3 separate regions of the Homo sapiens genome follow, and all the other regions are linked to region 3. The links are chromatin contacts, found by Hi-C or POLR2A ChIA-PET in ENCODE. All regions are on one chromosome and are shown on one strand. Each heading gives the region's core, a stretch centred on a gene start or an enhancer-like site at or near the end of the contact. The rest is flanking DNA. Distances are from core to core; before and after follow the strand shown. Region 1 holds the start of SELENOM (selenoprotein M). Region 2 has its middle 47 kb from the start of MN1. Region 3 holds the start of RASL10A (RAS like family 10 member A).

Evidence for each region. Hi-C counts contacts between places; a loop is a spot of excess contacts on that map. ChIA-PET counts read pairs that join two places held with the same protein, here RNA polymerase II (POLR2A). Pooled maps may share reads with other maps.
Region 1: a pooled map shows a loop between it and region 3 (2.5-fold over the local background). The contact joins the promoter of SELENOM here to the promoter of RASL10A in region 3. A Hi-C loop is called at or near these places in 4 of 50 pooled maps.
Region 2: POLR2A ChIA-PET joins it to region 3 with 23 read pairs in T-cell. The contact joins the enhancer-like site here to the promoter of RASL10A in region 3. POLR2A ChIA-PET finds 5 or more read pairs at or near these places in 2 of 52 experiments (K562 and T-cell).

What each region holds. Positions count from the first base shown.
Region 1 is chr22:31,106,309-31,110,737 of GRCh38, reverse strand. SELENOM (selenoprotein M) reads left to right here and starts at 3,170. Exons shown (of 5, transcript NM_080430.4): 1 at 3,170-3,361. The coding sequence starts at 3,233. LOC105372995 (a long non-coding RNA gene) reads left to right here. Exons shown (of 3, transcript XR_938163.3): 2 at 2,635-2,667; 3 at 2,852-3,102. It overlaps LOC124905100 (a long non-coding RNA gene), which reads right to left and starts at 2,856. Exons shown (of 2, transcript XR_007068063.1): 1 at 2,630-2,856; 2 at 286-759. RefSeq lists an enhancer at 3,714-4,429.
Region 2 is chr22:27,846,483-27,851,435 of GRCh38, reverse strand. No RefSeq gene overlaps it. Among named protein-coding and RNA genes, the nearest start is that of MN1, 47 kb to the right of the region's middle. RefSeq lists a silencer at 841-1,135 and an enhancer at 633-1,151. Within about 2 kb of position 1,320, at least 6 of the 41 ENCODE cell types and tissues checked have a DNase peak (open chromatin) inside an H3K27ac peak, as active enhancers do.
Region 3 is chr22:29,313,691-29,318,045 of GRCh38, reverse strand. RASL10A (RAS like family 10 member A) reads left to right here and starts at 2,349. Exons shown (of 3, transcript NM_006477.5): 1 at 2,349-3,018; 2 at 4,059-4,183. The coding sequence starts at 2,800. RefSeq lists enhancers at 2,353-3,157, 3,158-3,962.

The sequences.
Region 1 (4,429 bases), core at 1,921-4,420, 1.8 Mb before region 3:
ACATATTTTACCACATTTAATAAAATAAAGGAGAAAAACCACATGATCATCTCAATAGATGCAGGAAAACATTTGACAAAGTTCAACATCCATTCATGATAAAAGCTCTAAGAAAAATAGAAATAGAAAACTTTCTTTTACAAAAGGCACCAGTAACAAACCTACAGCAAACATGATCGTTTAAAGATGATATCTGGAAAAAGACAATTATCAGTTCCAGTCAACATTGTACCAGAGGCCCCAGACCGTAAAATTAAGACAGTGCAACGAAACAAAACCAAGGTATAAGGACCAGAAAGGAAGAAAACCACTTTTATTTCCAGATGATATAATATGCATATGTAGAAAATAAAAAAAAATATCCAGTTAAACTATTAGAGTAAGAAAATTCAGTAAGGTCACTGGCTGCAAGGTTAATATACAAAAATCAATTGTCTTCCTATATGCTACTACCAAGCAACTTGAAAATGAATATGTAAAAACAATAGAGTTTGTAATGCTATAAAAAATTAAATACCTAGGAGTAAATCTAATGAAAGATATGCAAGATATTTATTCTAAAAACCACAAAATATTATTGAAGGAAATTAAAGAAGACCTATAGAAATGGAGGGACTTACTATGTTCGTGGAAGAAAAGTCACAATAATGTAAAGCTGTAGAGTCTCCCCACATTGATTTCCCCAGTGGGAATCTGAAATCCTGATAGAAATTTGGAAGGTTTTTCTGTGGAGGTTGACGAGCTGGCCCTAAATTGTACCTGGAAGTGTGAAAGGCCAAGTATAGTCAAGACAACCTTCAAGAAGAACAAAGCTAGACTGCGATGGCTTACTGAGGCTGTGGGATCACACATGGCCCTCACCACAGGAAAATGTAGGCCACAGGCCAGGCATGGTCGCTCATGCCTGTAATCCCAGTACTTTGGGAGGCCAAGGCAGGAGGATCACTTGAGCCCAGGAGTTTGCGACCAGCTTGGTCAACATGGTGAAACCTCGTCTCTACTAAAAAGACAAAAAATTAGCCGGGTGTGGTGGCCGACGCCTGTAATCCCAGCTACTTAGGAGGCTGAGGCAAGAGAATCGCTTGAACCTGGGAGGCAGAGGTTGCAGTGAGTCCGGATCATGCCACTGGACATGAGAGTGTCCAGCCTGGACAATGAGAGTGAAACTCCGTCTCAAAAAAAAAAAAAAAAAATCAGCTGGGCATGATGGTGCATGCCTGTAGTCCCAGCTACTCAGGAGGCTGAGGTGGGAGGATTGCTTGAGCCTGGGAGGTTCAGGCTGTGATTGAGCCACTGCACTCCAGCCTGGGCAACAGAGCAAGACTCTGTCTCAAAAAAAAAAAAAAAATAGCCAGCCCAGCAGCTCACACCTGTAATCCCAGGACTTTGGGAGGCCAAGGCGGGTGGATGACTTGAGGTTAGGAGTTCGAGACCAGCCTGGCCAAGATGATGAAACCCCCATATTTACTAAAAATACAAAATTAGCTGGGCGTGGTGGTGGGCACCTGTAATCCCAGCTACTTGGGAGGCTGAGGCAGAAGAATCGCTTGAACCTGGGAGGTGGAGGTTGCAGTGAGCTGAGATCGTGCCACTGCACTCCAGCCTGGCTGACAGAGCAAGACTCTGTCTCAAAAAAACAAACAAACAAAAAAACAAAAAAAAATGGGCCAGGCGCAGTGGCTCACACCTGTTATCCCAGCACTTTGGGAGGCTGAGACGGGCGGATCATGAGATCAGGAGATCAAGAACATCCTGGCTAACACAGTGAAACCCCATCTCTACTAAAAATACAAAAAAATTAGCTGGGCGTGGTGGCGCGTGCCTGTAGTCCCAGCTACTCGGGAGGCTGAGGCAGGAGAATTGCTTGAACCCGGGAGGCGGAGGTTGCAGTGAGCCGAGATCAGGCCACTGAACTCCAGCCTGGGCAACAGAGCGAGACTCCGTCTCAAAAAAAAAAAGAAAGAAAGAAAGAACAAAGCTAGAGGACCAACACACAACCAGATGTCAAGTCTGACTATAAAGCTATAGTTAATAAGACAGCGTAGTTAGACAAACCCACTGAAGGACTAGAATAGGGTATGATATTCAGAAGTAGACTCCCATATATTTATATGGTTACCTATTTATTTATTTATTTATTTTTGAGACAGTCTCTGTCGCCCAGGCTGGAGTGCAGTGGTAGGATGTCGGCTCATTGCAAACTCTGCCTCCCAGGTTGAAGTGATTCTCCTGCCTCAGCCTCCCAAGTAGCTAGGATTACAGGCGCCCACACCACGCCCAGCTAATTTTTGTATTTTTAGTAGCGATGGGGTTTCACCATGTTGGCCAGGCTGGCCTCGAACTTCTGACCTCAAGTGATCTACCCACCTCGGCCTCCCAAAGTGCTGGGATTACAGGTGTGAGCCACCACGCCCGGCCGTGGTTGCCTATTTATATATAACAGAGGTAACGCGGCAGAGTAGCAATGAAAAAGACAAGATTTTTAATTGAATTGGATAGCCACATTAAAAAAAAAAGTAAATCCTGACTCCATAAATTTAACCCAGCTGATTTAAGACCCTGTTGTGGCCTATCAGCTGTAACCCTCCTTGCATTTTCCCACCTTTGAATAGCAAATTCCTTTCCTCACCCCAGGTCAGAAAGTCTGCTCAGCAGTAGCTGTGGATGGTAAGAAGACACGCTGGTAGGTCTCAGTGGCTCCCAGAAGCCGCACCCCCTCCACCGAACCTCACTCCTCATCTCCCACGCTCCAAAGCGAGGAGTCCTCAGAAAGCCAGTTTCCCTTATTTATTCTTCTTTCTTTCTTTCCTTTTTTTTTCTTGGATGTCCTACCAGTTTCCCTATCTTAAAGTCGCAGGTTCGGCTCAGAAACTCCAGTGTCCCTCAGCGTCTCGCCGGCACCCTCTGCCGGCGTGAGGTGGCGCTGCCTGGCCGCATCCTGGGGGAGCGTCCACATCCTCGGTCGACAAAAGGAGCGTCGACACTCTCGGACCTGGGAAAGTGACGGCCCAAACGCCAGGGAGGAGCCAGGACCTCGCCCTGAGCTAGCGGGAGGTAACGGCGGGGAGTCCTGGGGCGGAGACCGAGCGCTGGGGGCGTGGTCTCCAGCGGGACTGGGCCTCTAGCGGGAGTGGGGGCGGGGGCGGGGGCGGGGCCAGCCTGGGGGCCCAGACGTGGCGCAGCGACTCGGAGGTTCGCCTCCAGCTTGCGCATCATCTGCGGCCGGGTCCCGATGAGCCTCCTGTTGCCTCCGCTGGCGCTGCTGCTGCTTCTCGCGGCGCTTGTGGCCCCAGCCACAGCCGCCACTGCCTACCGGCCGGACTGGAACCGTCTGAGCGGCCTAACCCGCGCCCGGGTAGAGGTGAGTACGCCGGCCTCCAGCCCCGGCACTATCGTTCCCCAACCCTGCGGCCCCATGGGAGCACCGTCCGTCCCGGCCCCAAGACCACCTCGAACCGCGAGTCTCCCTGCTTTCCCCCTGGCGCCGGGACCATCCCTCCTGTTCCCTAGCCCCAGATGGCCCCAGCATCCACCGTGGAAGCCTGAGACACCGACTTTGGGGCCTGGAACTCCGAACCCTTCCCCAGCTCCCCCTACCCGGTCCGACAGCGGACACCCAGACACACTGACGCAGTCTCCTAACTCTTCTCGTGGCCTATGACTCCCAATCCTGTCCCAACTTCCCATCCCCCATCACTTCATGTTTTCCTGGAATTCCCCCCCGACCCGGTTCCAGGGCTGGAGGCTCCAGAAAGTCTCTTTTCCTTCTCCTGGGGGGAAAGAAGACTTTCTGGGTGCCTCCTCCCATATGCAGGATCCGGGGAAGGGGGCCAACTCGGAGGGGCAACCGAGTTGGGAACTTGGTTGCCAACATTTACTCTGCAGCAGCCTCCCATCCTCCCCCAACCAGGAAATTCCCGTTCGGAGTCCCTGTCTTGCTATGTGACTTTGACCATCACAGCCCGCCTCTGAGCTTTTTGTCAGCTCTGTCTGACAAAAGGGTGTAGAATGGTTGGGTGCCGGTGGTGCACGCCTGTAATCCCAGCACTTTGGGAGGCCAAGGCAGGAGGATTGCTTGAGCCCAGGAGTTCAAGACCAGCTTGGGGGACATAGTGAGACCCTGTCTCTAAGAAAAGGGCTGAGGGTAGGATGGAGGAGGGCTGGAGTGGGTGGTCCTGGGGTCTAGACTCCTGCTGGATGGTGGCATCTCCTCAGGGAAGGCAGGGAGGAGCCCTCCCATCCTCCCATGTCAGGGAAGCAACCACATGGTCTGTGGGGCTGGGCCGCAGGTGGCAGGCAGGGTGAGGTCTGCCTGTGTAGAGTAGGGACCAGATGGTAGGTGTCTCCAATGGGGGCCCCCAGGGCCATTCTGAGGTGTTTCCTTCTGCTCTGCCTCCACTGTGAGATTTCAGGGATCAAAGGCCAAGCC
Region 2 (4,953 bases), core at 71-2,570, 1.5 Mb after region 3:
TATATTATTAGTCTCAGTGGTTTTCAGATTTATTTTTAAAGGGGAAAACAGGGAAAACCCATCGTATTTGTAAAGCACTTAGGATTTTGCCGTTTGTTTCTGATTGTTTGAAGATTAGGGCTTTTTGGTGCGTGGTCACCTTTCACCTCTCCTTTTAGGATTTAGTCCTTTCCAGTCTGCTCTTTTTGTGCGTGTCACAACCATATTCTTGTGGTTCTGGCTCATATTGTAGAACTGCTGAACATAAGGAGAGGTAGCCAGCTGTATGGTCGGATTTAATATATAATGTTATATGTTGGGATATCTTAGTGGTTTGTTTTCTGAGGTAAGTTTCTTAGTGTTGTGTTTGAGACATTGTGTTTGCGTTTATGGCGACACTGTCATTCATGCACTTGGCCATCTGAGCGTGGATACAGCGGGCACTCGGGTCTCTCTGCCAAGATGGATGAAAGCAGTGTACATTCCAGTGTGGGAGACAGACATGTGGACAGGTAAATTACAAGGCAGTGTGATAAAGAGTAGAGAGTTGGTTGAGAGAGATCTTAGACACCATCCTCATTGTATAGATGAGAAAGCAAAAGTCACCAAGGCAGCCTGGCAGCTGGGACCCAAGAAGCCTAGGGTGCCAGTCCTTGGGCAGTGCGGGGTTAGGCACACCCAGGGCCCTCCTGGTTCCTGGCTGACTCTTGGACTCTTTGTCTCTAATTGGAGGCCATGATGCCCAGCTGTAAGGTGGTCAGCTTCACTTGAGACACTATATCCTTTAGCACAGCGGGGGTGATTTCTTCCCTCCTGTTTCATTCATTTACCAAATGGCCTCCTAAATGATCTAAAATCACTTGGATCTTTTGTCTTTGTGGACCTAACACCTGGCTTTTAAAGTTTAACTTTCTGTCCCCTCTTCAGCTTGCTAAATTGAAAAGTGTTGCAGCCCAACCTCCACAAATCTTGTCTCAGGAAATAAGAGACATTTGTTAACATTTGTTTTGTACCTCTCAGCAGCTTAGTTGACAAGGGCACCGTGTGGGATTTCCTGTTCTTGCTCATTTGGAAAGAGAATGTTCTTTGTTCTTAGACCCTCAGCTCTCATGTGAGAGCCATAGAATGTTGCGAGGTGGAGTTCTGTGGATACAGAAGGAATGTTTTCAAGTTAGACTTACTGCCAATGTTAGGATTTGGGACTTTGCATGATTGGGAGGGAGAGGGAGTGCTGGAGAACAGGTTAAAAGTTGTCCCGCTGAGCTTGGAGCATCTCCTGCCAACCCGGAGTGCTTCCCAGGAACCCTGCCAGTGTCACTTGGGGTTATGTTTTCTGATTTGGAAACATTAAGCCGTAGCAGGTCTCTTCAGAACTGGTTCTTCAGCCGGATTGCCCTGGAAAGCAGAGATTGCAGCTCTTCTAAAACTGCCTCTCACAGAAGTTCCAAGGCCAGGCTAAATATTGAATGCAGTACTCAGCAGCTGGGACACCTGATGCTTTGGTGGCCATCCCTTTCTTCCATCCAAAAGGGCCCCCACTGGAAGGCATCTGTTGTTTTAAAAATATTTTAGGACTCATTTTTACTTCCCCCACTCCCTCAAGATCACATACACTCCCCAGTGGGGGTTACAGCCTCTTAGGAGGAATCGCTGCTTCATGACTTCCTCAGGCATTTACATTTTTCTCTTCTGTTGACTTAAATCATGAACTAAAATTTATCCCTAGAGGAAAAAAGAATGCTTCCTCCATTCTGGGCTCTTCTCACTGTACCCAGACTATGTCTTCAGGACTCTCATCTCTTGTCAGTTCTGTTGTGCTAGAAAGACTGGTTTGAAAAAATTCAGCTCGTGTAAACCTGTGCCCTCCACCCTGTGGGGAACCCATGTGGGGAGCCTTTGAAAATATCACTTATCAGCTGGGCGCAGTGGCTCATGCCTGTAATCCCAGCACTTTGGGAGGATGAGGTGGGCGGATCATGAGGTCAGGAGTTCAAGACCAGCCTGGCCAACATAGTGAAACCCCGTCTCTACTAAAAATACAAAAAAAAAAAAAAAAAAAAAAACAGCCAGGCATGGTGGCGAGCACCTGTAGTCCCACCTACTTGGGAGGCTGAGGCAGGAGAATCGCTTGAACCCGGGAGGTGGAGGTTGCAGTGAGCCAAGATTGTGCCTCTGCACTCCAGCCTGGGCAACGGAGTGAGACTCTGTCAAAAAAAAAAAAAAAAGAAAATATCACTTATCTACCAGTTGTCTTTCTGTGGCTTGGGTTTGGTGTGCTCTCTGTTCAAAGGACGGGGTAAATTGCTAAGAGAATTCCTGTTCTCTCTTCCTGGAAGATCATTGAGATGACTGCCTTCTCTCCCCTACCCATTCTTCAAAGCTCTGGCGTCAAGTGGCACTTCCTCTAGGAGACCTTAACTTGGAATGACTCCCTCTGCAGCAGTCCACACCCCTCATTTGGCTCATACAGACTACGCTTTGGTTAATAGATGTCATCTTTAGATCTCTGTGTGTTTTGTGTCCCAAAGAGTTTGGGAGCTCCTTAGAGGTAGGCGCCACAGCTGTGCCCCCAAGTAACTTTCCCTGATGGAAACTGACTCTGAAAATGGCTCCTTTTTACCTATAACAGATATCTGCCTTCCCTGTGCCAAGGACCCTTTTGAGTCCTGGGGTTCGAGCAGAGGGATTAATAGCCAAAAAGTCAGGAAGATGTAACTTCTGCCCTCAGAATTGAAGCCTACCAACTAGCAGTGGGAAGTAGTAGTTTTGGTAGCTGATTGTAGAAAATTCGATGAGAACAGAGGAGAGAGCTCCAAGTCTGCATTTCCCTCCTTGCTTTCCAGGCACCTAAACCAGAGGTTTCAGAGACTGCAAACTAAACGAATCTAAAGCAAAACTCTTTTTAGTCCTTCCTCCTTCCCCAAAATGTACTGTCTGCATTTACTATTGGTTAACTGTATCACTGGCTGTGCTGCCCAAGCCAGAAATCCTAACTGGCCCCTAAGTCTAAAAAACGCCCCCAAATGACTGAAATCCTGCCCCTTTTGTATGTCCTGGTCCAATGCAAACTATGCTCTGATGCACCATCCTCTCATCTAGGGTGGGGTCTGAAAAGTTCCTGTAGAAGATTTTAGGCTTTGTGGGCCATATGGTCTACTACAAATTATTCAGCTCTCCCCTCACAATGCAGAAACATCCACAGAAGACACATAAATGAGCACTGTACCTGTTCTAGTAAAACTTTATTTACACAGAGAAATGGCAGGCTGGATTTGACTGGAGAGGCCATGCCTCATTTGCCAAGCCTTGGTTAGGGGATTGTGTGTATAATCAGTCTCTGCCAGAGTTAGCTTTGGTGCTGTGCCCCTTCTGGAACACGTGCATGACTTCCTGAGGCCCAAAAAACTACTGCAGCCAAAGCCAGTGTCCTTCTGCCATTCTTAAAGTGAAGCCAATGAGGCTCATCAGTCTCACTGCCTGTACAGGGTCAGTCACAGGTGGAAGGAATCAAACTGATTTCTCTGCTGCCCTAAACATGCACATTGACCACAGAAATAGCTCTAAGCACCTGATCCCCCACCAATATGCACAGAAAGCTGAAGGGCAGAGCTATGATGGGTTAACAAAAGCAGTTGATGTATGGAATAGAATGAAGATAGGCTGGGCGCAGTGGCTCACACCTGTAATCCCAACACTTTGGGAGGCCGAGGCGGGCAGATCACAAAGTCAGGAGTTGGAGACCAGCTTGACCAACATGATGAAACCCCATCTCTACTAAAAATACAAAAATTAGCCGGGCGTGGTGGCACATACCTGTAATCCCAGCTACTCAGGAGACTGAGGCAGGAGAATGGTGTGAACCCTGGAGGAGGAGGTTGCAGTGAGCCGAGATGGCGCCACTGCATTCCAGCCTGGGCGACAGAGCAAGACTCTGTCTCAAAAAAAGAAAAAAAAAGAAGATAATTCTGATTAAACTCTTCTCAACTGGCATAGTTTCTCTCTACATCTGTTGTCCAGAAAATGCTGTCTGTGGCTGTTAAACTAAATCCTACACTCATAAAAAGGCTCATAGCTATCCTGTACCTTTTCCACGATTGAAATACAACTCCCTATATGAACACCTTACCCTGGGCTTGGGGTCTTGGCTTCTGATGGGATGTGCTAAGTCCAGGCCTTTGCTTAGAAAATGAGCCCAGAGTTTCTGCGAGTCAGTGACACTCCACCTTGGGTTGAATCTGTTTACTTCTTGGATTTCTAGGAAGCAGTAAATCGCCATGACATGCTTCCGCCTTGTTGATCCCTTATATATTCTGACACCACCTGCTAATCAGTCGATAGCAGAATTGCCTTGCACTCCAGACTGAGGGAGGTTCATGAAGTGGAACGAAGGAGTGACCTCCTGTGTTTATTAATGTATGTGCTAAACAAAAGCTTCGCCTCCAGGCATCCCATTGCATGCTGGCTCTCTGCAGCCCAGAATAGTGATGCCAGGTTTTCAGCGCCGTCTCCACTTTCCCATGGCCCGGGGAGTCCCTGAAACAACTTTTCAGCCTACCAAGAGGTGCTGCGAGTGCTCCCCACCCAATGTGTCCTATAGTCTTCTCTCCCAGTGTCATTCTAAGGGAGGTGCTGTGTAGGACGAGAGACTTCTCCCAAGTGAGGCTGGAGGGAGGTTCGGGATCAAGCCCAGAACAGCCATGCATAGACGTCACTCAATCCATTCATTCCCTTAAATCAGAGGTCGGCAAACTTTCTATAAAGGGCTGGATAGTACATATTTTTGGCTTCGTGGGCCATACAGTCTCTGTTGCAACTAAACTACTCAACGCTGCCTTTATAGTGGGAAAATAACCATAGACATTACCTAAATGGGCATGGCTGTTTCAACAGAACTTCACACAAACAGGCAGCAGGCCAGATTTGGCTCAAGGGCCACAGTTTCCCAAACCCCTGCTTTAAGATTCTTTTCATGGT
Region 3 (4,355 bases), core at 1,100-3,599:
ATACCCAGGGGTGGGCGGGAGTGCGCCTAGCATTGAGAACACCTTAAAAAAGACCGTCCTGGCCGGGCGCAGTGGCTCATGCCTGAAACCCCAGCACTTTGGGAGGCTGAGGCGGGTGGATCACCTGAGGTCAGCAGTTCGAGACCAGCCTGACCAATATGGTGAAACCCCGTCTCTACTAAAAAACACAAAAATTAGCCGGGCATGGTGGCATGTGCCTGTAGTCCCAGCTACTCTAGAGGCTGAGACAGGAGAATTGCTTGAACCCAGGAGGTGGAGGTTGCAGTGAGCCAAGATCGCACCACTGCACTCCAGCCTGGGTGACAGACCGAGACTCCATCTCAAAACAAACAAACAAAAGACCGTCCTGGTGTCAGCTTTTCAGACTTCTGGGTTTTGTTGTTGTGTTGCTGAGTGCCTTGTTATTTACTCCTTGCCTTGTTCCCCGAAGGAATTGAAGCAGCTCACAAAACCCAGAAGCCTGAAAAGTCAAAAACCCAGAAGTTTGGCCAGATGTGGTGGCTCACGCCTGTAATCCTCGCACTTTTGGAGGCTGAGGAGGGAGGATTGCTTAAGCCAGGAGTTCAAGACCAGCCTGGGCAACATAGTGAGATTCCACCTCTACAAAAAATAAAAATAAATCAGCTGGATGTCGTAGTACACACCTGCAGTCCCAGCTATTTGAGAGACTGAGGCAAGGAGGATCACTTGAACCCAGGAGGTTGAGGATGCAGTGAGCTAAGATCACACCACTGCACTCCAGCTTGGGTGACAGAGCAAGACCTTGTCTCAAACAACAAAACCCAGAAGTCTGAAAAGTTACAACGTGAAAGAGGACATCAAGTGAAGGGAAAAATCATGGTAGGAAAGAAAGATGAAGCCAGCAGTCCCCACTCACTGAGCTAGAAGACCTGGAACACTAGACAGAGGTGGTTCTGAGCTTCCTAGTGGCTGAGGAGAGGAGTGAAAGCGGACCCCAGCCCCCGATCTAGCATGGGAGGATGAAAGCACAGCCATTGTTCTGGAGACACTTTCTGGTTGTCATTATACAGGCTCCCTGGAGGATGTGCCTCCTCCCCCTTCAGGATTTAGCTCCTCTACTTCCCCTGGGCTGGTGTGGGCACATTGTCTGTGCTTTGACAGTCCCTAGATCCCATGTGTTCTAGAACCTTCTCTCCCAAAGCAGAACTTTTTTTTTTTTTCCTGTTTTCTGTTTTTTAAATCTATCTCAGCCTCCTGACAAGCAATAAGATTTGGAATATTTGTTGAGGGGATAAATAAATGAACTCCTTAGTCAGTGCAGAGATCTGTGCATTGCGGCCATTTCTTGAGCATTGCCGCCATTTCTTGAGCATTGCCATGTGCAGGTCAGAGACGTGGGAGCCCCCACACAGCGGGGAGGAGAGCAGAGGCGGAGGATGGGGGGGCTGGGCTAACCCAGGCTTTCCAAGCTGTGATGGGGCAGGAGCTTCTCCACTAGCTCGAGGGAGGGGGAACTTGGGCTCTGGGCGCCTGTTTTGGAGGTTGCATCCCTTTGAGGGGCGCTACGGGTTGCAACTCACGCAGGAAAGGTGACCTTAGTAGTGATGGAGGTGGAGTGGGCCAATTTCTGGATCTTTATTTAGTCACCTCCAGCCTTGCTGGGACAGGGATCTGGGGCTAAGCTGCTGTGGTCTCGGCACCCTCTGTCCCCACTTCCCCTCGAGGACGGCTGTTTGAATATTGTCTAGTGTGGGCCATTTACCCCCGTGGGCAGGAGGAAGGTAGGAGGGACTTCAAAGGAGACTTCAAGGGCCCCCCCACTGCCCTTCTAACCTTGCAGATTCCCCTCTCGGGCCTGTTTCCTCTTCTCTCAACCAGCGATGCCAGGCTGAGGCTGTAGGTTCGAGAATCACGTAGGTAATGGGCCTGGCACATAGTAGGCTCTCAAGAAAAGGTTGGAGCCTCTTGAGGAGTCTGCCTGTGATGGATGCGGAGCGCAGACCCAGCGCAGTGCGGCGATTCGCCCAAGGTCACACAGCCGCCCCCCCCAATTCGGACCCCGGGCGGCCTGACTCCGGGGGCCGGGGCTTGTCGGGAGCCAGCGTGGGGGCGAGCAGTGTTTGGAAGAGCGGCCGCGGCAGTGGGTGGGAAGGGGCTTCTATTTTGGAGCGGGTGAGAGGAGCGGGACACGCGGAGGAGGTAAGGAAGGGGTAGGCCCTCTCCGGGATCTCTGTCCCCCAGTCACCTTCCTGCGACCCTTCCTGGGAGGGGCGTCCTGGGCGGTGGGGGAAGGTGGGAGGGGCGGGCGGTTACCTCATCGCCGCCTCCGGGAGGCCCCGCTCGCTCGCGCCGGCGGCTGGGGCGGCGACTCCAGGCGCGGAAGCGAGAGAAGGATAGAGGCACAGAGGCTCCGGGAGGCAGCGCTGCCCCCCGCGCCCCGCACCGCTGCGGGACCCGCGCCGCGAGAGGGGCGGACTTCGGCGCCTCGCGCGTCCGCCGGCGCCTGGGTTGGCGCTGCGGGGCGGAGGCGGTGTCTGAGCGCCGCTCCGGCTCTGCTCTCTCTCGAGCTTCGGCACCCGCCCGAGCCGCTCGCGCGCCCGCCACCTGTCTGCCCACTCGGCTGTCTGTCTGCCCTCCCGCCGCCAGCTCCTGCCTCGGGCCTGCCCTCTCCGGTCTCGGTGCTCCGAGGGGCGACGAGAAGCGCGACGGGGCCGTGGCGCACCGGGCAGGGCGCGCGGGGCGCACGGCCTGGGGGCGCACGGTGCGGCGCCGGCCCATGAGGCTTTCCAGCGCGGGGAGCGACAGCGCCGGCCGGCCATGGGGGGTAGCCTGCGGGTGGCCGTTCTAGGCGCCCCGGGCGTGGGCAAGACGGCCATCATCCGCCAGTTCCTGTTCGGTGACTACCCCGAGCGCCACCGGCCCACGGACGGGCCGCGCCTCTACCGACCCGCGGTGCTGCTCGACGGCGCCGTCTACGACTTGAGCATCCGCGACGGCGACGTCGCTGGCCCCGGCTCGAGCCCCGGGGGTCCGGAGGTAGCGGCTCGAGGAGCGGGCAGGGGCGTGTGACAGTGTGAGGGGTGTGCGTGCTCGGTGCACACGTGCGTGTCCGCGTGGAGGCCTCGGGCGCCTGGCTGTGCTCCGGGATGGAGGGATGTGTGTGCGTCCTGGGATACTTGCGTTTCAGCCCTTCCCGCCGACCTGGAGACGCCCAAGCCCAGGCTGGAGGCCGGGCGATTTTGCCCAGGGGCGTTCCCTTGCTCCTGTGAGCGCCTCCACCTTTGCCTGCCTCGGCTGGGGGTGTGGAGCAGCTCTTGGTGGTGCATAACGGTGCCTTCCCGAGAGTGTGGCGTTTTGTGTTTGGGGCCTTGAGCAGAGCTACAATGGGAGAGACTGGGGTCAGGAGCAGGGGTGTACTTTCTACGGGGGCTGGTGGAGGGGTTCATTCTCTGCCCTATCATTTTTGTCCCCTGGAGCGAAGACTCGTTTAGTAATTTGTGCAAAGTAAAGGACAGACCTCCGACCCTAGAGCAGTGAAGAGGAAAGAGCAGGCAGGATTAAGCAGGGCTTCCTGGAGGGAGTGGCATTTGAGCTGAACCTGGAAGACCGAGTGAAGTTCTGAGTAAAGGAAGTGGCAAAAACATACCAGGTGGAAAGACCAGCAGGTGCTTACGCTACGGTCATAAACGGTTACAGCTGACAATCTGGGGGCGTGGTGGACCACGGGACTCGGGCCAAGGGCTTTGGAATTAGTCTTAGAGGCCGTGGTAAGCACCGAGAGCATCTAGGGAGGAGAGCGGCCTGAGCCGAGTTGGGGAAAGCTGAAAAGAGGAAGATTCGGGGTAAACAGAGGGGAGACCAAGGATGAAGGAGGCTGGCTGACAGGCTCCAGGCACGATTTGGAAAATTTTACCCTGGTGGTCATGAGGAGACGGCCCGGAAAGCTTGGGGGAGGGGCACAGAGGTCTGTATGGGGGTGATGTTGGCCTGAGGATTAGCGTCCAGGCCCCTGCAGAGGGTTCGAGAGCGGAAGAGTGGAAAGGAGGCTTCCGCAAACCCTGGCCTCCTGTCCCCAGGAGTGGCCAGACGCTAAGGACTGGAGCTTGCAGGACACGGACGCCTTCGTGCTCGTCTACGACATCTGCAGCCCGGACAGTTTCGACTACGTGAAGGCCCTGCGGCAGCGCATCGCGGAGACCAGGTAGGGGCCCGGCAGTTCTGGCGGTGGGGAGCTAGGACAGGTCTGGCAGGGCCTTTGCCTGAGGAGAGTGTGTAGGGTCTCCCAACGTCGTGGGCCGGGTCTTAGGCCTTCGCCCGTGGGAAGGTCTTAAGCTGTATGTGCTCTTTGGCCCACATGGGCCTGGGGTTTCGTT